2 separate regions of the Homo sapiens genome follow, and region 2 is linked to region 1. Evidence: chromatin loops called from intact Hi-C (ENCODE). Cell type or tissue: OCI-LY7. All regions are shown on one strand. Each heading gives the region's core, and the rest is flanking DNA. Links, peaks and the distances in the headings are about the cores only. Region 1 has its middle 11 kb from the start of SFPQ. Region 2 overlaps ZMYM4 (zinc finger MYM-type containing 4).

Evidence for each region. Hi-C counts contacts between places; a loop is a spot of excess contacts. Peaks named below come from ENCODE experiments on the same cell type or tissue, not always from the same donor. Only the 100,000 strongest peaks of a DNase experiment are listed, where the experiment ranks them.
Region 2: a loop joins it to region 1, with 2.5 times the contacts of the local background. A loop is called at or near these places in 5 of 110 quality-filtered maps.

The regions. Positions count from the first base shown.
Region 1 is chr1:35,198,101-35,210,206 of GRCh38, reverse strand. No RefSeq gene overlaps it. Among named protein-coding and RNA genes, the nearest start is that of SFPQ, 11 kb to the right of the region's middle. RefSeq lists an enhancer at 7,981-8,160. In OCI-LY7, for the core only: CTCF peaks have their summits at 7,730 and 7,932 (motif pointing left); a DNase peak (open chromatin) is centred at 7,926; H3K4me3 peaks cover 638 bases; H3K27ac peaks cover 678 bases.
Region 2 is chr1:35,417,858-35,429,963 of GRCh38, reverse strand. It overlaps ZMYM4 (zinc finger MYM-type containing 4), which reads right to left. Exons shown (of 30, transcript NM_005095.3): 29 at 11,392-11,521; 30 at 7,906-10,494. The coding sequence ends at 10,287. It also overlaps the pseudogene RNY5P1. Among named protein-coding and RNA genes, the nearest start is that of ZMYM4-AS1, 58 kb to the right of the region's middle. In OCI-LY7, for the core only: no CTCF peak of the experiment used is centred there; no DNase peak of the experiment used is centred there.

The DNA.
Region 1 (12,106 bases), core at 5,417-10,416:
GTATTCTGACTCCATGAGAATTTTACAAGTGAAGGAAACTCAGCCTCCAGATTTGTGTTTCCATCTCTTTTGCTTATTAGAAAGGAACACATTTACTGAGCACCTAAAATTGGCCAGGTCCTGGGGATACATGTTTTCTTATTCTATCCTTGTTAATCCTCACAACAATGCCACAAGGGAGTCATGATTGCCCCCGTTTTTAGGTGACGAAACTCTGAGAGAAGCAACTTACTATGGTTACACAGCTATAATGATGAGGCTGGGATTCAAATCCAGGCCTATAAAGATTCTAAAATGCAGCCAGGTGTGGTGGGTCACACCTGTCATCCCAGCACTTTGGGAGGCTGAGGCTGGTGGATCGCTTGAGCTCAGGAGTTTGAGATCAGCCTAGGCAACATGGTGAAACCCTGTCTCTACAAAAAATACAAAACTTAGCTGGACATGGTGGCATGCACCTGTAGTCCCAGCTACTCAGGAGGCTGAGATTGCAGCGAGCCAAGATTGCACCATTGCACTCCAGCCTGGGCCACAGAGTGAGACTCTGTCTCAAAAAAAAAAAAAAAAAAGTCACCAGAAAAGAAAATAAAAAAGACTCTAAAATGCACACTTTTTTCAACATACTTCACTTTATTTAACAGTCATGAAACATTCATCAAGCACCTAAGATATGAATTCACAGATGAAAAACGTGATCCCGGGCTGAGCATGGTGGCTCACACCTGTAATCCCAGCACTTTGGGAGGCTGAGATGGGTGGATCTCTTGAGGTCAGTAGTTCGAGACCAGCCTGACCAACATGGTGAAACCTCATCTCTACTAAAAATACAAAAATTAGCCAGGTGCAGTAGCAGGCATCTGTAATCCCAGCTACTCGGGAGGCTGAAGCAGGAAATCGCTTGAACCCGAGAGGCAGAGGTTGCAGTGAGCCGAGATGGTGCCACTGCACTCCAGCCTGGGCAACAGAGCGAGACTCCATCTCAAAAAAAAAAAAAAAAAAAAGATAAACGTGATCTCTGCCTTCAGAGAACTCACAACCATGTGGAGGAAACACACAAGTAAGCAGACAATTGAAACAGAATGTAGAGTGGTAAGTATAGTGACAAACAAAGAACAGGAGATTTAGGAGCCCAAAGGAGAAATTATGGGCTCTGCCCAAGGAAGTCCCAGGAAGGCGGCCTTTAATCAACCCATGCCCACTGCATTCCTGGTCACATGAGCATGGAGGTGCTGAAGAAAAAATAGCTGACATTTCTTGGCGGGCATTTTACTAAATATGCATTATTTCACTTAATCCTCACAACCTTGATCCTGAATAGGGCAATGAAGGATGGCAAAAGGATTTATAGGCATGCCCCCTGTGTTAGTAAGGTGCTCATGGAGCCCAAGGTAGGTTATTCAATAATAATGAGAGCCTTGAAGAGTGGCAGTAAGCCTGGAGCTAAGTCCTCAGTCTGGGCCTGTCTGGGGGGAAGCAGGTGAGACGAGGCTCTTTTACTGTGTTTACTGCAGTGCCAGTGTCCAACCTGGCTTCCACCACAGTGTCTTATCCCCTTTGTGGTCTGAAGAATATTGAAAGCTAATCCTGCTTGCCCCAAACACTCCCCTGCAGTGCACAGAATGCCTGCCAAAAACCAACCAGACTAGGTGATTTTGCCTGCTTGGCCCTGACCTTCCAGATTGTTTCCTTGTCTTCTCAGGAAATATCACTCATGCCATGCTTCCATTGTGTTCTTCTCTGCTTAAGCAGGTGAGATTATATCTGTCTATCTATCTATCTATATAACATGTATTATTATATATTATATATTATACATATATACATATATATTATACATATACAATACATATATTTTTATATATAATATATGTATTTTTATGTTTTATATATATAGTCTCACCTGCTTAAGCAGAGAAGAACCCAACGGAAGCATGGCATGAGTGATATATATATGTATTGTGTATATATATATATATATATATATATATATATATATATTTTTTTTTTTTTTTTTTTTTTTTTTTTTGAGATGGAGTCTTGCTCTGTCACCCAGGCAGGAGTGCAGTGGCATGATCTCAGCTCATTGCAACCTCCACCTCCTGGGTTCAAGCGATTCTCCCACCTCAGCCTCCTGAGTAGCTGGGATTACAGGCACTCACCATCATGCCCGGCTAATTTGTGTATTTTTGTAGAGACGGGGTTTCACCGTGTTGGCCAGGATGGTCTTGAACTCCTGACATCAGGTGATCCACCTGCCTCAGGCTCCCAAAGTGCTGGGATTACAGGCGCCTGCCACCATGCCCAGCTAATTACAAGTTTATTTTATTTTATTTTATTTTATCTTATTTATTTATTTGGCACAGAGTCTCACTCTGTTGCCCAGGCTGGAGTGCAGTGGCATGATCTTGGCTCACTGCAACCTCTGCCTCCCGGGTTCAAGCAATTCTCCTGCCTCAGCCTTCCGAATAGCTGGGACTACAGGCGTGAGGCACCACACCCGGCCAAAAGTTTATTTTATTTTCTTATTTTATTTTATTTTCTTATTTTATTTTATTTACAGGCATGAGCCACCACACCCAACCAAAATAATTTATTTTAGATTAGCATATAGTTAAAGGCAACATTATACAGTTGTATTTATAAAGCTTTTTTCTTTTCTTTGCCAGACGTGGTGGTTCACGCCTGTTATCCTAGCACTTTGGGAGGCCGAGGTGGTCAGATTGCCCGAGCTCAGGAGCTCGAGACCAGCCTGGGCAACATGGTGAAACCCTGTATCTACTAAAATGCAAAAAAAAAAAAAAAAAAATTAGCCAAACGTGGTGGTGTGTGCCTGTAGTCCCAGCTACTCGGGAGGCTGAGGCAGGAGAATTGCTTGAACCCGGGAGGCAGAGGTTGCAGTGAGCTGAGATGGGGCCACTGCACTCCAGCTTGGCGACAGAGCGAGACTCCGCCTCAAAAAAACAAAAACAAAAACAAAAAAACTTCTTTTTTTATTAGTTTTTTTTTTTTTTGAGACGGAGTCTCGCTCTGTCGTCCAAGCTGGAGTGCAGTGGCATGATCTTGGCTCACTGCAAGCTCCGCCTCCCTGGTTCATGCCATTCTCCTGCTTCAGCCTCCCGAGTAGCTGGAACTACAGGTGCCCGCCACCACGCCTGGCTAATTTTTTGTGTGTTTTTAGTAGAGACGGGGTCTCACCGTGTTAGCCAGGATGGTCTCGATCTCCTGACCTCATGATCCGCCCACCTTGGCTTCCCAAAGTGCTGGTATTACAGGCGTGAGCCACGGCACCTGGCCTTTTTTTTTTTTTTGAACTAGAGTTTTGCTTTATCACCCAGGCTGGAGTGCAGTGGTGCCATCTCAGCTCACTGCAACTTCCGCCTCCCGGGATCAAGCAGTTCTTTTGCCTCAGCCTCCCAAGTCGCTGGGATTACAGGCATGCACCACCACGCCTGGCTAACTCTTGTATTTTTAGTAGAGACGGGGTTTCACCATGTTGGCCAGAATGGTCTTGAACTCCTGACCTCAGTTAATCTGCCCACCTCTGCCTTCCAAAGTGCTAGGATTACAGACGCAAGCCACTGTGCCTGGCCTGTATTTATAAATCTTTAATAACACTCATAAACTGTAATTTTTTACACTTGCCCATTTAATTAGTGATACATGTTTAATTTCAATAAATCATGTAACAAAAACATCTATATATATATTTGTGTGTATGTATATATATGTGTGTGTGTATGTGTGTGTGTGTGTGTGTGTGTATTTTGAGACAGGGTCTCACTGTGTTACCCAGGCTGGAGTGCAGTGGTGTGATCTTGGCTCACTGCAGCCTCAACCTCTTGGGGTCATGTTGATATGGACCAGAGGCAGGGAAATACTGGGTAGAAGAGGGTGGTTCCCCGCAAAAGCCCCACCCACAAGCCTGGGGCTGCAGCCCTAAATAAGAGCTTTACATCTCTCTTTTCCCACCCACACGTTGCTTTTTCCAAAACCACCCTGGCTTGCCATGCCCACCATCCTGTATGCATAAAAACCCCAAACTCCACTGGCAGAGGAGCAGAGTAGCATGGCAGAGAAGGAGAGAAGAGAAGAAGCGTCTGAATGTTGAAGAGACAGCTGGACTATCAGAAAGGAGGTCAGCTGGGGATGGCTGAAATCCAGGGGAAGATTATTTTCCCACTCCACACCCTTTCTAGCTCCCTGTCCCACTGACAGCCACCTCTATCACTCAATGAAACCTCCACATTCACCATCCTTCAAGTCCATGTGGCCAGATTCTTCTTGGGCACCAGAAAAGGACCTGGGTACCAAGAAGGAAAGGTGTAAAAGGCTGTCACCCTGACTCTCCACTGAGCTGGTTAACACTTAGCTGTCTGCAGACAGAAACTGCTAAAAGAACATTAATTGTAGCATACCCTTAGATGCTACCATGGAGATGGAGCCCAAAAGCTCTCGTCAGAGCCCCAGCACCCACTTGCCTGCATGCTCCCCCTCCCACAAAGGGTTTCAGGATGGCAGCCGAGTAAGTGAGCCACACTCCTGTTGCAAGTCCTGTGAAGTGGTCCAGGGGGCTCTCCTGTCTTAAAGCAAGCCTCCCACCTCAGCCTCCCCAGTAGCTGGGACTACAGGCACATGCCATGACTCTCGGTTAAATTTTGTATTTTTTGTAGAGATAGGGGTTTCGCCATGTTGCCCAGGTTGGTCTTGAACTGGCTTCAAGCGATCCACCTGCTTCAGCCTCCCAAAGTGCTAGGATTACAGGCATGAGCCACCACACATGACCTACAAAAAATATTATTTTTCCATCAATCCATTTAAAAGTGGTATGTGGCCCAAGCATGGTGGCTCACGCCTGTAATCCCAGCACTTTGGGAGACCAAGGCGGGTGGATCACCTGAGGTCAGGAATTTGAGACCAGCCTGGCCAACATGGTGAAACGCTGTCTCTACTAAAAATACAAAAAATCAGCAGGGCATGGTGGCACACGCCTGTAGTTCCAGCTACTCAGGAGACTGAGGCAGGAGAATCGCTTGAACCTGGCAGGCAGAGGTTGTAATGAGCCATGATCTGTCACCCAGGCTGGAGTACAGTGGCACGATCTCAGCTCACTGCAATCTCTGCCTCCTGGGCTCAAGAGATTCTCCTGCCTCAGCCTCCTGAATAGTTGGGATTACAGGCCTGTGCCACATACCCAGCTCATTTTTGTATTTTTAGTAGAGACAGGGTTTCACCATGTTGGCCAGGCTGGTCTGCAACTCCTGACCTCAGGTGATCCGCCCACCTCAGCCTCCCAAAGTGCTGGTATTACAGGAATGAGCCACTGCGCCCAGCCTCATATGTTGAAATTTAAACAGATCGAGAAATGAGCCCAGAGTGAAATAAATAAATAAAAAAATAAATATAAATAAGTTTTTATTAATTTATTTTTTTGAGATAGAGTCCCGCTGTGTTCCCCAGGCTGGAGTGCGGTGGCTGGATCTCAGCTCACTGTAACCTCTGCCTCCCAGGTTCAAACAATTCTCCTCCTCAGCCTCCCAAGTAGCTGTGATTACAGGCGTGCGCCACCACACCTGGCTGTTTTTTTAAATTTTTAGTAGAGACGAGGTTTCACCATGTTGGCCAGGCTGGTCTTGGACTCCTGACCTCAAGTGATCCACCTCCCAAAATGCTGGGATTACAGGCATGAGCCACCACGCCTGGCCAATAAAAAGAAATTTAAACAGATATAACTATACATCAAAAAGATAATTCATAATTGGGTATTTGGGATTCTTCCATTTTATTTGTTAATGAATTCTTGCATTTTATTTTCAATTACTGTATTTACAATGTATTTATAATTAGTGGACTTAAGAGAACATATTTTGTTTGTAAGAGATAGACACATTTTGGGGCTACTATTTGTATGTACTTTCCAAATAACATTTGTGAGCATAGGTAATCTTTATCCCCCCATAAATGAATAAGAAGTCCAACTGGATATAGTTATCCCTATGGACAGGATAACTTGCTGTTTAAAGGTCTGGATATGGACTATGCAGGTGTAAATCTTGGTTCTATCACTTCATAACTATGTGACTCTCGGTGACTTAATCCCTTATCTTAAAAAAAGGGGGTGAAATAAGAAAAATAAATAATTACGGGGTTGTGAAAATTAAATGAGTTAATGCACGTAAAGCCCACACACGTAAAATCCATTTTAGAAAATCTAGAAATTGCAGAAAAATAGGAAACCAGAAATCATCCAACCTTAGTAACTTAATGGACAGTGGCTAATCCCAATGGTGCTTTTGTACAAATTAGAAAAACTGGCCCTTCCTCAAGATACTTGACTGCTATCAGCCAGAAAGCTGTCTTAGTGGGGGGGGGGGGGGGCACTATTTATTAATTATACTGGGATATCAAACATAAACTAAGATTGTCTTAAGCAAAAGAAGACCTTGCCTCTGGATGACAATGTAGACAATGTAGGATGTTTTTGATTTAATGCTATTAGTAATCATGTGGAGATGAACAAATTTATACATAAAATTTTTCTGTATTTAGAATTTAGGCTAGATTCCAGCACCTGGCAGGCACACAGAGGGTATTTGTTAAATAAATGAATGAATGAAAGCGGGGAGGATGCAGAGAGGGAGGGAGAGGGGGAGGGAAAAGGAGAGAGAGAGGGAGAAAATGAATTTGCCAAATTATTTTTCAAAAGAATTATGTCAGTAGTGGCTGTTTAAATTTGTGTTAACTTAGATGAAAAATAGTCTCTCATTTTTATTTCTAGTTCTGTAATTATCATCAGAGGATGAATATTTTCCATGTGTTAGTTCATTTATTTTGGCTATTAATTGGGATCTTGATTATTTTTCTTATAAAATTGTACACATCCTTTACATAGGAAAGATATTAACCACTTATTATAATTTTTTCTTGCAATTATTTTTTCAATTTAACTTTTAATTTTTATTATCGTCTTGGTTTTTAACCTGGTGGTTTCTAATCTTCATGCAGGGAAATTTACTAATATTTTGTTTTGTGATTTATTCTATCAGAGTAAATCTTAAAAATTGCCCTTCCTGACAAAGATCTGATATTCACTTCTATTTTCTTCTCATTCTTTCTGGGTTTGTTTAAAAAATACACATATTTCTTTTATCCATCTAGAATCAGTTTGATTATATATATATACATATATACATATATATACACATATATATACATATATACATATATACATATATACATATATATACATATATACATATATATACATATATACATATATATACATATATATACATATATAGCAAATTAAATACTCTAATACCATTTGTTGAATATTTCTTTCCTTTCTCATTAATTTCTGAAGTACACTTATGGTAAAAATTTATACCTACCTCTGAGCTATCTTCCTCCATTTGATGAGTCTTTAAACTCCATTTTTTTTTTTTTTACCTTTAAAATCAGTTCAAGTGGTAAACTTAGGGGCAGCTGAAAATAAATGCCTTCAAGACTAAAGTAACTGTGTGGAAAAAACCTGGAAAGATATTTAGTTCAGTGTGGGGGTGACAGGTGATGAATATGGGGTCGCTCATCATGACTAAGGAAGACCTCTCCCCATCCCCCAACACAATAAAGAAATAAATTAGATGGAGAAATAATTAAATAAATAAAGGTACTACAAACAGAGCACGTTTTCCCTAAATAAAGGAAGGCAGTAACAGAGGAAGACACTGCAGTTAATCCAATGTTTCTCTCATTAAGAGAGGCAATCTAGATACTGATTAGATCTACTGGAAAATTTACCCAGGTATTGAAATCAACCCTTCCAAAAGGTTCTTTGCTTGGAGGCTCAATAACAATAGAGTAATGGAGTGTATGCCGCTATTTGCTTTCCAAGGAGATGGAGGAAGTGGCACAGCCACTGAGACACCTAGTGGTGAGGGTTTTACTGCACGGTTAGAGTTTGCCAGTTGGGCTCATCTAAGAGCCACTTCCTTGGGGGAGGCAGTGTGCATTTGAGGAGCTTAGATGTCCTTCTTTTAGCTCTCCTTTTCTGCCCCCAGCAAAATAATTTGAGCTCTCTATTGTGTGCATGAAGCCTCAGAGACAAGCGCTGATAGATCTGAAAACTGAATAGCCTCTTCAAAGTTGGAAAAGAGAACTACGAAGCTAAATTAACACCTGCTGACCAACATGGTTTCTCAAGCCCTGGGGGACAGCTGAAGATGTAAATTTAGTCAATTGAATTAATATTCATTAGAGAGCGGCAGCGTGTTTCATCAAGCATATTATTTCCATCCCCTACCCTTCTAGGCCTTATAAATACTCAAACAAGAGGATAATTATAATTTTCATTTTATTGTAATTATAGTGTTTGAACTGTAAGTTCACCCACATTCAGAGTATTACAAGGTAAAGATTGTTCTACATATTATTCAGGCATGATAATTGACCACAGATGTGAACTACAGAGTTGTGTTTAATATCTGAAATTTGTCATTTATGTTGAGGACATTCTTCAATGGTTCAGAAAAGGAAAGATTAATGGGCTCATTCACTTATTCATTTGTTCAAATATAGAGTATCACAGCACTAGGCCCTGAGGATTTGGTGCTTAAAAGAGAATCTCAGTCATTGTCCTCATGATCTTACAGGCTAAAGTGTACAATTTTGCAAGTCTCTATAATAAAGTGGGATGAATACTATAGGAGTGAAAGTACAGGATGCTAATGAAATGCAGCAACTTGGTCCTTGGGGTCACAGAAGGCCTCCAGAGAAGGGCAAGTGTAAGTCAAGTCCTGAAAGATGGATAAGAGCTAACCATAAAGGAGGGAGACGGTGACCAGGAAGATACTATTTCAGGTGAGAACGTGAGAAGTTAAAAGAACTAAAGGCAGTCAGTGTGACTACAGCAAAGAATTCAGGAGTCAGGGATGAGGCTGGGGAGGAATGCGATGGCCAGGGAATGGAGGGACATCATAGGAGTTAAGGAGGTTGTTTTTTCTCCTAAGGGCAATAGGAAGACAATAAGGAATTTAAAAGAGGGGAACTGAAGCATCAGATTTGCCTTTAAAAATGATAATTTGCTTGCTGCCTGGAAAATAGGAAGGAGGAAGGCAATTGGGATGACCAGTCAGAAAGCTTTTGCAGAAGTCTAGGTGAGAAATCATGTTACATTGTTAGTTTCCAGTGTGTATCCTGGATGTAATAAAACAACGTTAGCTTGGCTGGGCATAGTGACCTGTGCCTGTAGACTCAGGAGGCTGAGGTGGGAGGATCACTTGAGCACAGAAGTTTGAGACCAGCCTGGGCAACATAATGAGACTCCACCTCTCAAGAAATAAAAAAGAGAGAGAAAGAATAATGTTACCTTGGATTACAGTAATGGTGGTTTTTTAATCTGAAAGATGAGCAAATAATACTATAAATCTCAGAGTTGTAATAAGAATTCAATATTAAGGCCGAGTACAGTGGCTCACGGCTATAATCCCAGCACTTTGGGAGGCCAAGGTGGGTGGATCACCTGATGTCAGGAGTTCGAGACCAGCCTGGCCAACATGATGAAACCCTGTCTCTACTAAAAATACAAAAATTAGGTGGGCCTGGTGGTAGGTACCTGTAGTCCCAGGTACTTGGGAGGCTGAGGCAGGAGAATTGCTTGAACCCAGGAGGCGGAGGTTGCAGTGAGCCAAGATCGCAATACTGCACTCCAGCCTGGGCGACAGAGCAAGACTCCATCTCAACAAAACAAAACAAAACAAAACAATACCAAAAACAAAAACACAATTCAATATTAAGTATTTACTACATTGTATGGCATAAACTAAATGATCAGTTGATTTTGGCTATTTTGATACTGGCTATTATTTGAAGTAGATATTACTCACAGTATTAAATAATTACTCTTTTGGTACACATACCAAACTTTTAACTTTTATTTAGAGACAGAATCTTGCTCTGTCACCCAGGATAGAGTTTAGTGGCACCATCACAACTCACTGCAACCTCCAACTCCTGGGTCCTGGCTTCAAGAGATCCCTCCACTTCAGTCTCCCAAGTAGCTAGGACTACAGGCACCTGCCACCACGCCCAGATAACTTCTTCTTATTACTTTTTTAGATATGGGGTCTTGCTATGTTGCCCAGGCTGGTCTCAAACTCCTGGCCTGAAGTGGTCCTCCTGTCTCAGCCTTTTGAATAGCTGGGATTACAGGCTCAAACCAGTGCACCTGGCTTTACTGAGCACTTAGAAAGTACTAAACACTTCACACGATCCTCACAATGTCCCCAAAAAGCAAGTGTGTCAGAAAAGTGAAAGATCTTGGGACAATACCCTGCTCAGATGGAAACAGCCTGTTCTTCACCATTATGCTTTTATTTATTCATTCACTCAACAAATGTTTATTTCTGTGCTAGTGTCTGTTTTAGGTGCCAGTGATACAGCCTTAAAGAAGTCAGAGTTTCAGTCCAACAGAGGAGACAGACAATGGACAAATGAAGAAATAGGCTGCATGCGGTGGCTCATGCCTGTAATTCCAGCACTTTGGGAGGCTGAGGCTGGCAGGTCACTTAAGGTCAGGAGTTTGAGATCAGCCTGGCCAACATGGTGAAATCCCATTTCCACTAAAAATACAAAAATTAGCTGGGTGTGTGAGCCAAGATCGTGCCACTGCACTCCAGCCTGGGTGACACAGTGAGAATCTGTCTCAAAAAAAAAAAAAAAAAAAAAAGAAAAAAAAGAAAAAAGAAAGAGAAAAAAGAAATAAACAAGAAAACACAAGTTGTGAAGACAGCTATAATGTATATTACATACAGGATGTTATAACAGAGAGGAGGAGCCTACTTTGGATGTGATGATGAGCACAGAAGACTTCTCTGAGGTGATTTTCAAGCTCAGATAGAAGGATGAAGAGATCATTCCATAAAGCAGCGAAGGAAAAAAAAAGATTAAGAAAAGATATCTGTGCAAAGAGCCGGGGCGGGGCGAGTGGGGAGAACACTGCAGGCTGAGTAAAGAGCAAGTGCAAATGCCCTGAGGCAAAACATACAGGTAAAGTAACTTGATAAATCTTAAGAATAGCTAGCGCCGGTGGCTCACGCCTGTAATCCCAGCACTTTGGGAGGCCGAGGCGGGCAGATCACAAGGTCAGGAGATCAAGTCCATCCTGGCTAACGCGGTGAAACCCTGTTTCTACTAAAAATACAAAAAATTAGCTGGGCGTGCTGGTGGGTACCTGTAGTCCCAGCTACTTGTGAGGCTGAGGCAGGAGAATGGCGTGAACCCGGGAGGCGGAGCTTGCAGTGAACCGAGGTCGTGCCACTGCACTCCAGCCTGGGCGACAGAGTGAGACTCCATCTCAGAAAAAAAAAAAAAAAAAAAAAAAAAAAAAAAAAAAAAAATAGCTAGGGCTTAGTGCAAATAGAGTAGGGAATTAGGGAGGTAAGACTGGGAAGGCAGGCAGGGGTCAGACCAAGTCAGGACGTGTAGACCTTGCTAAGGTATTTGGATTTTATTCTAACAACAATGGGAAGCCATTGAGGGCCTTTAAATAGGGGAAACAAATTACATTATTTGATTTTTTTTTTTTGAGTGAGCTGAGATCGCTCTATTGCACTCCAGCCTAGGTGACAGAGTGAGACTCCATCTCAAAAAGAAAAAATAAATAGATAAATAAACAAATAACACTCTAGCTGCCATGTGAAGAATGGATCAGAAGACCGAAATATTAGTGGTTGCAGGACTTTACGTGAGACATAGAGATGGAGAAGATTAGGATGTAGTGGTAGAGGGGGAGGATTCAAGATATACTTTGGAGGTAGAACCAATCTTTGGATTTTTATAAAGAGGACCAATTCTAGGTTTTTGTTTTGAACAACCAGGTGGTACTATTTACTATGCTGGGAGAGTTTGAGGGAAGGAATAGGTTCAGTTGATAAAATCAATAGCTCCAAGTTGGACATATTAAATCTGATATATCGGTCAGACGTAGTGGCTCATGCCTGTATTCCCAACACTTTGGGAGGGTGAGGTGGGAGGATCACTTGAGGTCAGGAGTTCGAGACCAGGAGCTCAATTACAGGCTCAAACCAGTGCACCTGGCTTTACTGAGCACTTA
Region 2 (12,106 bases), core at 2,781-7,780, 220 kb before region 1:
AAAAAAAAAAAAAAAAAATCCCCAAAGATGCAGGTGATAAAGTGGGAGGGGAGGTAGGGCATCAGGGAGATGTCTGCTCTTGCTGGACATGGGACTGCCAGTCAAGTCACTGATGTCAGTGGGACACTATCAGGGCAGCCCAAAGCTCTGCTGAGGAGAAAGAGGGGTGGGCTGGGCAGCTGCTCTTAGGTTTGAAATTCCAAGCCCTTGTTCCCTCCAAAGCCTCAAGAGCTGGCAGAGGATGACTGGAAATTGTGCCTCCTCGCAGTGCTGCTTCCTACAGGTCTGAAGGTGAATCTTGGAACACTCCTGGTGGAGTGGTCAACAGCAACTGTGAGGGACCTGGAGGTCATGAACTTCCCTTCTTCAACTCACTGGGAGGGACAGGGTAGAGCCTGGCTTTGGCCTTTCACCAACAAATACTACAGAGAAGCTGGTGCTGTGAAGGAACATGAGCTCACAGGCCAAAATAACCAGATGCCACCTGAGGAGCCCAAGCCCCTGCCCACAAAGACAGCAAACTGAACTAGAATTCAAAACAAACCGGGAAATGTTGGCAATCTGAAACAGGAACAAGGACCAAGCAGATTTTTTTTTTTTTTTTTTAAGAGACGGAGTCTCACTCTGTCACCCAGGCTGGAGTGCAATGGTGTGATCTCAGCTCACCGCAACCTCTGCCTCCCAGGTTCAAGAGATACTCCTGCCTCAGCCTCCTGAGTACCTGGGATTACAGGTGCCCACCACCACACCTGGCTAATTTTTGTATTTTTAGTAGAGACGGGGCTTCACCATGTTGGCCATTCTGGTCTCAAACTCCTGACCTCAGGTGATCCACCCACTTCGGCCTCCCACAGTGCTGGGATTACAGGTGTGAGCCACCGCACCCGGCTCCAGATAGAAATATTAAGGGTGAAAAAATTAACAAATGGGATAGGACAGATATATCTCACAACAAATCCATGAGGTGGGGCATCATACTGAGGGCCTCTGCCAAAACAAAGCAGGAAAATAAAAACGTGGGAACACCCCCCCACACACATACAGAGCAGTCCAGGGACAGAGCAGAAGTGCCAAATCTGAATAATGGGAGTCGCAGAAGGAAAGAGAAAAAAAAATGGAGAAAATATTTGGAAAAATAATGAGAATACATTTCCCAGAATTAAAGAAAGATCAAAGGACTCATAGAATAATTAGTAAGAAAACTGTACAAACAGAAACATTGTAGTGAAAGACATTTAAGACCAATAAGAAAAGCAGAAATTCTGAAAGCTCTCAGAGAAATAACAGATCAAATCAGATGGACATCAGGCTTTTTAACAGTATCAGATGAAAAAAGAAAGGAAGTGCTAAAGGAGAGAACTTTGACCCCAAAATGTATAGTAAGACAAACTCACTAACTTGAGTGTAATAAAAAAATATTCTCAGGCGGCCGGGCAAGGTGTGTGACGCCTGTAATCACAGCACTTTGGGAGGCCGAGGCAAGAGGATTGCTTGAGGCCAGGAGTTCGAAACCAACCTGGTCAATATAGCGAGACCCCATCTCTACAAAATAAACATTTTGAAAATTAACTCCACATGGTAGCACACGCCTGTAGTCCCAGCTACTCCAGAGGCTGAGGCAGGAGGACTGCTTGAGCCCAGGAGTTATAGAGGCTGCAGTGAGCCATGATTATGCCACTGAGCTCCAGCCTAGGTGACAGAGCAACACCTTGTCTCAAAAAAAAAAAATTCTCAGGGACACAAGGCTTCAGTAACTTTTTCACAAAAGGGCCCATTTAGAACATATTCTTGCAAGAAGTGGTCAAATATAGAAAAATTAATCTAGACATGGGAAGAGAGATGGGAAGTGATGGTGAGCAAATACGCTGGCAAAGTTTGTAGTCTGAAACAGGACTAACAAAAAGGAAAAAAAACCTGTAAGTATATAATAAAATAATTTACATAGTAAGTAAGAGTGGGCAAGACCAAAGGAACATAAAAGTCTAACAAAGTCTTACTAGGAGAAGATTTAGATGGTAAGTTAAAGAAACCAACAGGGGTAAACAAACATGATTAGTATTAAGAGTAATATGTTGGTCTGAGTGTTGTGGGTTATTGTTAAGCTGATTTACCATTGTCTCCCCCCACAACCACGCTTGACTAGCTTTGCATTTTGGCCTGGCGCAGTGGCTCAGGCTTGTAATCCCAGCACTTTGAAAGGATGAGGCAGGTGGGTCACGATGTCAGGAGTTTGAGACCAGTGTGACCAATATGGTGAAACCCCGTCTCTACTAAAAATACAAAAATTATCCGGGCATGGTGGCATGCGCCTGTAGTCCCAGCTACTTGGCAGGCTGAGGCAAGAGAATCGTTTGAACCCGGGAGGCGGAGGTTGCAGTGAGCTGAGACCGCACCATTGCACTCCAGCCTGGTGGACAGAGCGAGACTCTTGTCTCAAATTAAAAAAAAAGTAATATCAATAAAAGTAGAAAGTATTACTTTCTTAAACAAGTAGAAGAAAATTTGTTACTCAGTGGGAAGCAAGGGGATAAACCGAAAAGTTCAGTAAACAGAAATTGTGAAAAAAAAAAAAAACCCACAAAACTAAACAGCAGAAATAAGTTCTATTAGCCGTAATTAAGTTTAAGGTGTTTACATATGAACTTAACACCAGACTCTGGCCTCTTCCTTCCAGTCTCCACTGCCCTCCCTGCATGGAGACAGTGGCCTCTGAGGAGGTGAAGGCCTCCTCAAACCATGGACACATGTGCACGTGGTGAGGGGGTCTCCTGGTAAGGCAGCCACCACCTAGCAGCAGGGTAAGAGGGGCAGTGGGTGGCTGGAATGGTTGGGAGGTTAATTACACTGTGCAAACAAGTTCCTCATTGAGAAAATAAGTACATATACTGAGGATAATGGGAGCCAGGTTTCACACTTTTTGAGAAAGGATTATGAATGTGGAAAGGGAGAGAAGGCTGCAAAGAATCCTGAGGTGTTGAACTGAAATTGGAAAAACTGGAATCAACTCACAGGTTTAAAGAAACAAACTACATACACACACACACATGGATATAGATGTGTATAGTTATATGAATATGTGGTTATTGATTGGTTGCTCTACCCACTGAGAGGGCATAGAAGCAATTTTACCTTAGTAGCAGTGAGCACGCCAAGTGCTAAGGTCTTATGGCTCTATAGAGAGATGACTGATTCCAAAAGAGTACCACAAAATCCTGGAATATCTTAAGAAATGCTGAAAAACGGACAGGAACATGTCAGAAGGACATAAAAGCCAGCTAGAAGGGGCTTCCGTTGGTCAAATATATGACAATTTGAGTATCAAAATAAATGAGCATCAGAATACAACCTACTGAATAAGATAGGAACCTAAGAGTCTATAATGACATATATAAATGAATAAAAAATAACAAAGACTCTCAATATAAACATTTTTAAACAATCTAACAATTATAGGACAAAAAAGATGGGGGAAAAACAGGCAAATATTAACCAAGAGAAACTGGGGGAGCAATATTTACAGTATCTGATAAAACAATTCAATGCAAAAAGGAAAAAAGGTGGGATACACAGATAAGAAAGAACAATGAAACAAACAATGTAAATAGGAGGAGTATTAGTATCCCTCAAACACAGCCTGAAAACTGACAAGGCTGCTAGCAGGCAAGGGAGGGTGGACAAACACTTGGGTTAAAAAGGGAAATGGGAAACACTTTTAGGCTGATGACCGCATCATTGTGCCTGAATCGGGAAACACACCTAAAGCAGTACTGAGAGGAAAAAGTTGTAGATTTTAAATCATTTTCAGGAAACAAGAAAGATTAACAATGAATGAAGCAATCATTCAATCATTTAAAGAATGAACAACTGGAAAAAAAAAACAAGAAAAGAGAAGGAAAGTATTAATAAAATTAGAAATACATGAAATAAGACTCAGCCAAATGCTGGTTCTTTGAAAAGGTTAAGAATGACCGGGAAAATGAGAAGATGCAAACACAATACAAAATTTAAAAAGGAAATAATTATGAACTATATGTTATAAACCTGAACATATAGATGAAAATGAGGAAGTTAAAATGCAAATTGGCAAGACATTAAAAACTTGAGTAGACCAATGGGCATTAAGTAAATAAAAATGGCAAAGACCTCCCCTTAGGGGACAAAACAAAACACCAGAATCAAGAGATAAATAAAATTTAAGATTTCATTTGTGTGAAACACACACACACACACACACACACACACACACACACGAATTAGGTTGGCTAGCTAATAGTTTTGTTTTTTTTTTTCTTTGAGACAGAGTCTCGCTCTGTCTCCCAGGCTGGAGTGCAGTGGCACAATCTCGCCTCACTGCAAGCTCCACCTCCTGGGTTCACACCATTCTCCTGCCTCAGCCTCCCCGAGTAGCTGGGACTACAGGCGCCTGCCACCACGCCCAGCTAATTTTTGTATTTTTAGTTAAGATGGAGTTTCACCATGTTGGTCAGGCTGGTCTCAAACTCTTGACCTCGTGATCCGCCTGCCTCGGTCTCCCAATGTGCTGGGATTACAGGTGTGAGCCACCGTGGCCGGCCAAACTTATTTAAGAGTTTGTTGGCGGGGTGTGGTGGCTCGCGCCTGTAATCCCAGCACTTTGGGAGGCTGAGGCAGGAGGATTACCTGAGGTCAGGAGTTTGAGACCAGCCTGGCCGACATGGTTAAACCCGCCTCTACTAAACATACAAAATTAGCCAGGCGTGGTGGCACATGCCTGTAGTCCCAGCTACTTGAAAGGCTGAGGCAGGAGAATCGCTTGAACCTGAGAGATGGAGGTTGCAGTGAGCGGAGATCGCGCCGCTGCACTCCAGCCTGGGCAACAAGAGCGAAACTCCATCTCAAAACAAAACAAAAAAACAAAAACAAAACACAACAACAACAAATGTGTTTTCTCACCTTGCAATATTGATAACCTTTTTTGTTGTGATGAGAAGTTCCAGTTCCGTTTAGTGGTAATGTGACAGTGGGCATTACCGGTGTATTCGTTAGGATACTGGTTTGGCTACTTTAATGAAGAGGAAAAAAAAAGGCTTTAAATAAGATGAAAGTTCCTCTCTTATGTGAAGGTCTGAGCTAGTAGGCAGACCAGGAGAGACAGGTGGCTCTGTCCATGAGGTTAATGTACTTCTGGTATGCTGCCCTTTCCCACATGGACAAAACTGGTTTGCCATGACCACGTTCATGCTCCAGATCAGAGGAAAAAGGGAAGACAAGAGAGGAGCATGCATTTTCCTTTTAGGAGTGTAGCCTGGGAGATGTAAACTCACATCTGCTTCCATGCCATTGGTCAAAACTTCGTCCCATGGTCACTCCTAACTACAAGTTAGCCTGGAAAATACACTTTTTTACCAAGGGAGCCACTGCCTAGCTAAAACTTTTGGGGAAGGAGCAGTTCTGTTAATGAAGTGAAGCGTGGGGAGATTGCTGTTGTACCGTTGTCTTGTTCCTAAACTGATGACATATATAACCTACCAAGTAAAAGAAGTTTCATAGATTTAAGGTTTTTCTCCCAATTAAAAAATAAATTTATGACCTGGCATTCATATGCAAAGAAATATAAATAGGCCAGATGTAGTGGCTCATGCCTGTAATCCCAGCACTTTGGGAGGCCAAGGCAGGCAGCAGATCACCTGAGGTCAGGAGTTCGAGACCAGCCTGCCCAACATAGTGAAACCCCATCAAATACAAAAATTAGCCAGGCATGGTGGCGTGCACCTGTAGTCCCAGCTACTCAGGAGGCTGAGGCAGGAGAATCACTTGAACCCAGGAGGCAGAGGTTGCAGTGAACCAAGATCGAGCCACTGCACTCCAGCCTAGGCAACAGAGCGAGACTCCATCTCAAAGAAAAAAAGAAATATTAGCCAGGCGTGGTGGTTCACACCTGTAATCCCAACACTTGGGAGGCTGAGGTGGGCAGATCACTTGAGGTCAGGAGTTTGAGAACAGCCTGGCCAACATGGCAAAACCCCGTCTCTACTAAAAATACAAAAATTAGCCAGGTGTGGTGGCATACACCTGTAATCCCAGCTACTTAGGAGGCTGAGGCAGAAGAATCACTAGAACCCAGGAGGCGGAAGTTGTAGTGAGCCAAGATCGCACCGCTGCACTCCAGCCTGAGCAACAGTGAGACTGTGTCTCAAAACAAACAAAAAGAAATATAAAGAAAAAAACTAATAAACTCTATCATATGCTGTTCCTATATATACTGATATACATGCCCATTTCTTTCTTTTTTCTTTTTTTTTGAGACAGTCTTACTCTGTTGCCCTGGCTGGACAGTGTAGTGGCCTGATCTCGGCTCACTGCAACCTCCGCCTCCCAGGTTCAGGTGATTTTCCTGCATCAGCCTCTGAAGCAGCTGGGATTATAGGCACCTGCCACCACGCCCAGCTAATTTTTGTACTTTTAGTAGAGATGGGGTTTCACCATGTTGGCCAGGCTGGTCTCGAGCTCCTGACCTCAAGTGATCTGTCCATCTTGGCCTCCCGAAGTGCTGGGATCACAGGCACGAGCCATCGTGCCCAGCCCCATTTTTCAATATAGTGAAAATATCAATGGATTCTTGTGATGTTGATTACTATTGATATGCACATAAGCACAAGTGAAGAATTTGTAATTTTGTTTGATTCAAATATGTAGAATTGGTTATATAAATAGAGTATTATGTTTTGCAGAAGCCAAAGTGCTATACTTAGTAAAAATTCAGACTGTAGTGTGGGAATTAACATTTATTTAATGTGTTAGTACAGGCCAGGAAATTTGCATGTAATAAAAAATATCTGACATTTGAAAGCCTACCATGTGCCAGGCACAACTTAATAAGGGAGTTATACCCACTTTATAGATAACAAAACTGAGGCACAGAGAGGTTAATTTTTATTTACTTATTTTTTTATTTATTTTTTTGAGACGGAGTCTCGCTCTGTTGCCCAGGCTGGAGTGCAGTGGCACGATCTCGGCTCACTGTAAGCTCCGCCTCCCGGGTTCACGCCATTCTCCTGCCTCAGCCTCCCGAGTAGCTGGGACTACAGGCGCCCGCCACCACGCCCGGCTAACTTTTGTATTTTTAGTAGAGACAGGGTTTCACCATGTTAGCTAGGATGGTCTCGATCTCCTGACCTCATGATCCTCCTGCCTCGACCTCCCAAAGTGCTGGGATTACAAGTGTGAGCCACCGTGCCTGGCCTGAGGTTAAGTAATTTACCTAAAGTTATACAACCAGTAAGTAGAAACACTAGGCTTCGACGCCTATGATCTCTCCACTACATAGCATTGCCTCTCAATCACTATTCTCTTCAATGATGATAGCACAGTGTAACAGACAAGTGCTAGTCTAGAGGAGTTCAGGGTATGATTGCTTCTTTCCTAAAACTTCAACTCAATACCCTAGGAGACTTCTTTGGAAAATTAAATTCTGAATTCATTAATAGAAATTCATTTTACATTAGATCTTTTGGGAAAACCTGTTTTATAAATTTAGGATTGCCACAAGGCAGGTAGGTAGAAAGTCGATACGGAATTTGAAAGTACAGCTGCATAATACCAAGACAACTCTGAAGTCGAAGGAAAATGCTATTTAGTCTTACATTCCTGTTTTAAACATGTATTTATACTTAAGAATGAACATATCCTTTATTCTAGTCTTACAATTTCATTAAAGTTGAACTGATGTAGGCTTTGTAAATCTCAAAAAAGTTTGCCTGAAATGATATGTATAAATGATCTCTGATATTTCTACCTGTTGGGACTTTGAATATAGTCAGTAAATTAGCTAAAAATGGGAACAAGTCTTTTGATGGAAAAAAGGAAATAAAAGAACTTGCAATGAAAAAATATGTTGACTGGACTACATAAAAAAAATTTCTTTCTCGGAAACTGCTCTCTTTCTTTGTAATTTTACTAATTGCTGGGTCATACCAATAAGGTCAATCAGAAAAAGAGATTTCAAATTCTTTTAAGACGTAAAGAAGAAGAACTCACCCATCAAATACAAATATACTATTTTATTCTAAGGGAATATTTCTGTGGTTTCTGTAAGGGGAAAACCTAAAAGTGGTTAAAAACTGAAAAAGAACAAAAAGGATGATTTAGATGTTTTTGTTTGATGTTTTTTTCTCCCCTGGAAAAAAAATGTAATTTTACACAATTTTCATAAAATTAAAAAAGCAATAATCAGACGCACACATCAACAGCTACACTTATGAGGAATGACCAATAATTAATCAATATTTTCTCTTATGAATAAATTTAGGGTTCTGGGCAACTCTGTGGACTAACATGCAAATGAAATCCTGATACAGTCATTTATCTGGGTATTGGGTGTTCTCAGTAAAAGATACAGATTTTTTTTTCTGGTATTTCATAACAATTTATCTACTATGCTAACAATATTTGTTTTTTCATACAACTACAGAAGGGGAAAATGTTAGTGTTTATACAAACCATAAAATTCGTATAGTGGGGACTATTACACTTGCTATTTCTGGATAGTTTATTGGCAGACTTATCAGACAATCCAATTATTTGTCCTCCATATCGAACAAGGTATGGAGTAAGAAGTTTTCCAGTCAGAAATGACAAACACAGATGGAATTAATCATACAGAATCGGGGTGGATTTACTTCTTTCATACAGTTCTTGGTAACAAAAATGAGATTTGTTACAGGCAGAGGGACAGAACCACCAAGTACACAATGTCAGAAGGCCTACTTTTTTCATTTTAGTTTTACTTAAATGCCTTTTATTTGTTAAAAAAGAAATACACCTGCCACCCCCACCTAAAAAATGAGATACCCTGAAAAGTCTTTCAAGATTAAAATTTCTAAGAGGCTTTTTGACATCTCTCAGTTTTATCATAGCGTCAAATTAACCTTAGCTGAAGAAGTTCTGCAATTGGCAAACGTCATAAAAGCTTTGATTCCAAATTTTGTGGGGAAGAAACTGAGAATGGAGATGAGGGAGATGGACTGATATGCCACACACACCTATGACTTGCAATCCTCATAGAACTACTGAAACAGCTAGAGTTTGGAATAATGCTCTAAGACCTGCTTATGGATATGCAAGACAATGTCTTTGTATCCTCACCCCAGAATCCCTATTTTCAAGTTTCAAGGGCAACAAGGTCATCTTCCAAATGCTTTATATAGGAACCTAACTAGGACCTTTTCTATCATAATTCAGATAGCTAAGTAATACTGTATCTTTGTGGAATCACTCACAGGTTTGCCAGAGTAAGAAAAGAGACTATCCTTTTTGAAATGACAAGGGCCTCCAGAAACTGGTGCAAAAGACAAAATAAGAGGAACTGTTTGGGAAATAGGAAGGTAAAACAACGGGAGAAAAGCTGCCATTGGGGAAAAAAAATGAAAATAAAAGGAGAACCCCCATTTCTCTGTACCACAGCTCAGGCTGTGAGACAGCTGCAATAAGGGCCCACACCCAGAGAAGGGGCATTTTAGTGGGTTTCTACAAACATTTCAAGACACTTGGGGTCTGATAGGCTCCACAGATTTTCTGTGTGCATAATTAGTTTGTGGAATATCATCCCCTTTACCTTAGTTTACCCACATCCAGACCCACCGCTGAGAAGGCTTGATCCAGAAAATGAAAGGGACACATTACTGTTAACAGCAGTGAAGGTCATTTTCCCTGATGTGAGGGGCCCATGGCAAAAGCTTCTGTCCTTCACATGATTGGCTTGGCAGTGAAAATCAAAATCAATCAAGACCACTTCACTATCTTTTTTAAAAAGTTGAGTATTTTTATTGGGTCTTCAAATCTGGGTCCCACAGTCCTCATTTGATGTCACTCTTAGCTCTGTACTGATCTCTCCTCTGACTTTTACGGAGGGCTTGCCAAAGTAGCCTATTGCAGCCAAAGTTTCACTCCAAAGCTACCTCTCTAAGGTCTAAGGTTACTATGGTAAAGTTTTATACAACAGTTTTCCTTAAAAATATTCCACGATTTGTTACTCCCAAACAAAATAAGATTATGCACCACTCGGAGAAATTAGTCATTCTGAAGATGTCTAAGAACTATATCACTGCCAAAGAACATTTCTCAGTTCATATTCTTTCCTTCAATTTTCATTTGCACATCCACACTGTGGGGTTCACAAGTCATCTGTTTTCCATGATCTTATGGTCAAGTCAAGAGGACTTAGACTTATACATCATTTTCCAACAGCTGGATGCATTCACAGTTTGGTGCATACCAATATGTATGAAAATAAGAACCTCACTTCCGTTTTAATCTGATAATTCAACATCAGAGTCTTCAGATTTGGCTTTGGCAAGTTCTTCATGTACCTCCCTCACCATGAGAATACGTGTTAACATGGTGTCCAGGGTTCCAGGGTCTATCGGGAATGTGGAGTACCACATGGGGCTATTCGGGACACAGGAGCGCTCAGGTTGAAGGTAAAACACATCATTCCTTTGCTTCACACTTTCAGAACTATCCACAGGGGAAAAAAAAAAAGAGAAAAAAGAAAATTAGAAATCAGAGAGTATAGGAAATATGTACTATTCTTAAGTAAACTGAGGTTTTTGCCATTAAAAGTAATTAAAAGTAAGGGCAAAAACTGCAATTATTTTTGCACCAACCTAATATGGCTCTCAACCTTTCTCCACTGTGACTCACAATGGGGAAAGCAAGGTACCCACAGAGATAAATAGTTTACAGGAATATTTCCTCCCAGGAATCAACTGAAATCACAATGGATTGGAAGTGAGTATAAAGTTAATATAAGACAAAGTGTAAATCATAAACTTTAGTACTTCAAACATTATTAAGAGCAACAAAAAAGTCAACTCACATGTGACACTATGGCCAAGCACCACATATTGGAAGTGCCCAATATCCTGGAATGAACTCCAAGGGCACTCAATACACATTATCAAAGGGCAAATGAAGCTATTACATTTCTTTCAGAAAAAAAAGTGTTACAACTCTAAAATCATAAAGTTCCTCTAAGAAAAGGACTACTTAGAAAATTTCAATTCCTTAAAAATTGTTTTTCTATTATAGCTTTAGCAAAACAAAATTTCTTTTCTATACAAATAACAAAATAACTACAGATTAGGTATCACATAAAGGTTGTACAACAGTTGTAAAGATCAAACAATAGCAGTGATTCTTGCTTTTGAAGACATTTTCATAAAATAATTATGAAGACAAGGTAATTTGTTTTGTGGTTCAAAATCCACATAGATATGACAATGGGGAAAAAATTCATGGTAAATCCTTGTCTAAAGCCACGGGCAAGCTACTTTTCTGATGTTCAAGCATCTGAAATCCAAAATATGTTAACTGCCTTCTGAGTGCACTACATTCAGTTCAGAGAAAGATTACCATTTTGACAGGTAAAACTCATAAAGTCGGACTGGGCATCTTAGTGGATTGTCAGTATTCTCTGCCATCTCCACCCCCACTGGAACCTCATCATCTTCATTTCGTTTCCTCTTGCCAACAGTCAGTTTATCTTGAGACAGGAAATAATAATCAAAGGATTATATTAGAAAAGTCTATTCTTTGAGTCTCAAGACACCAATGAGCTTTGCTTCGCAGCCAGAACTTTGTCATTTCCTCCCTTTCACTCACTCACACTCATTCAACAAATACTGAGTGCCTATGAAGGTGCCAGACATTATTTTAAGTGCTGGATTCTATGGCATTAAACAAAGTCCCTATCCCATGAATTTTATGCTCCCCTGCTCACCAAAGTGGGGGCACCATGACAAAAAGTATGGCACTGGCACTGGAAAACGTCTCTATTCTGAGCCTGACTTTATTAATAAACTTCATTAGGCACAGGGTTCCTGAGACATATCAAGATAAAGCAGAAAGAAGGGTTCCACATGTTTTTCTCCTACAGTAGAGATCAAGACAGAAGTTGCCATCTCTTTTTTTTTTTTTGAGACGGAACTTTGCTCTTCTTGCCCAGGACGGAGTGCAACGGCGAAATCTCCGCTCACTGCAGCCTCCACCCAGGTTCAAGGATTCTCCTGCCTCAGCCTCCCAAGTAGCTGGGATTACAGGCGCCTGCCACCATGCCCAGCTAATTTTT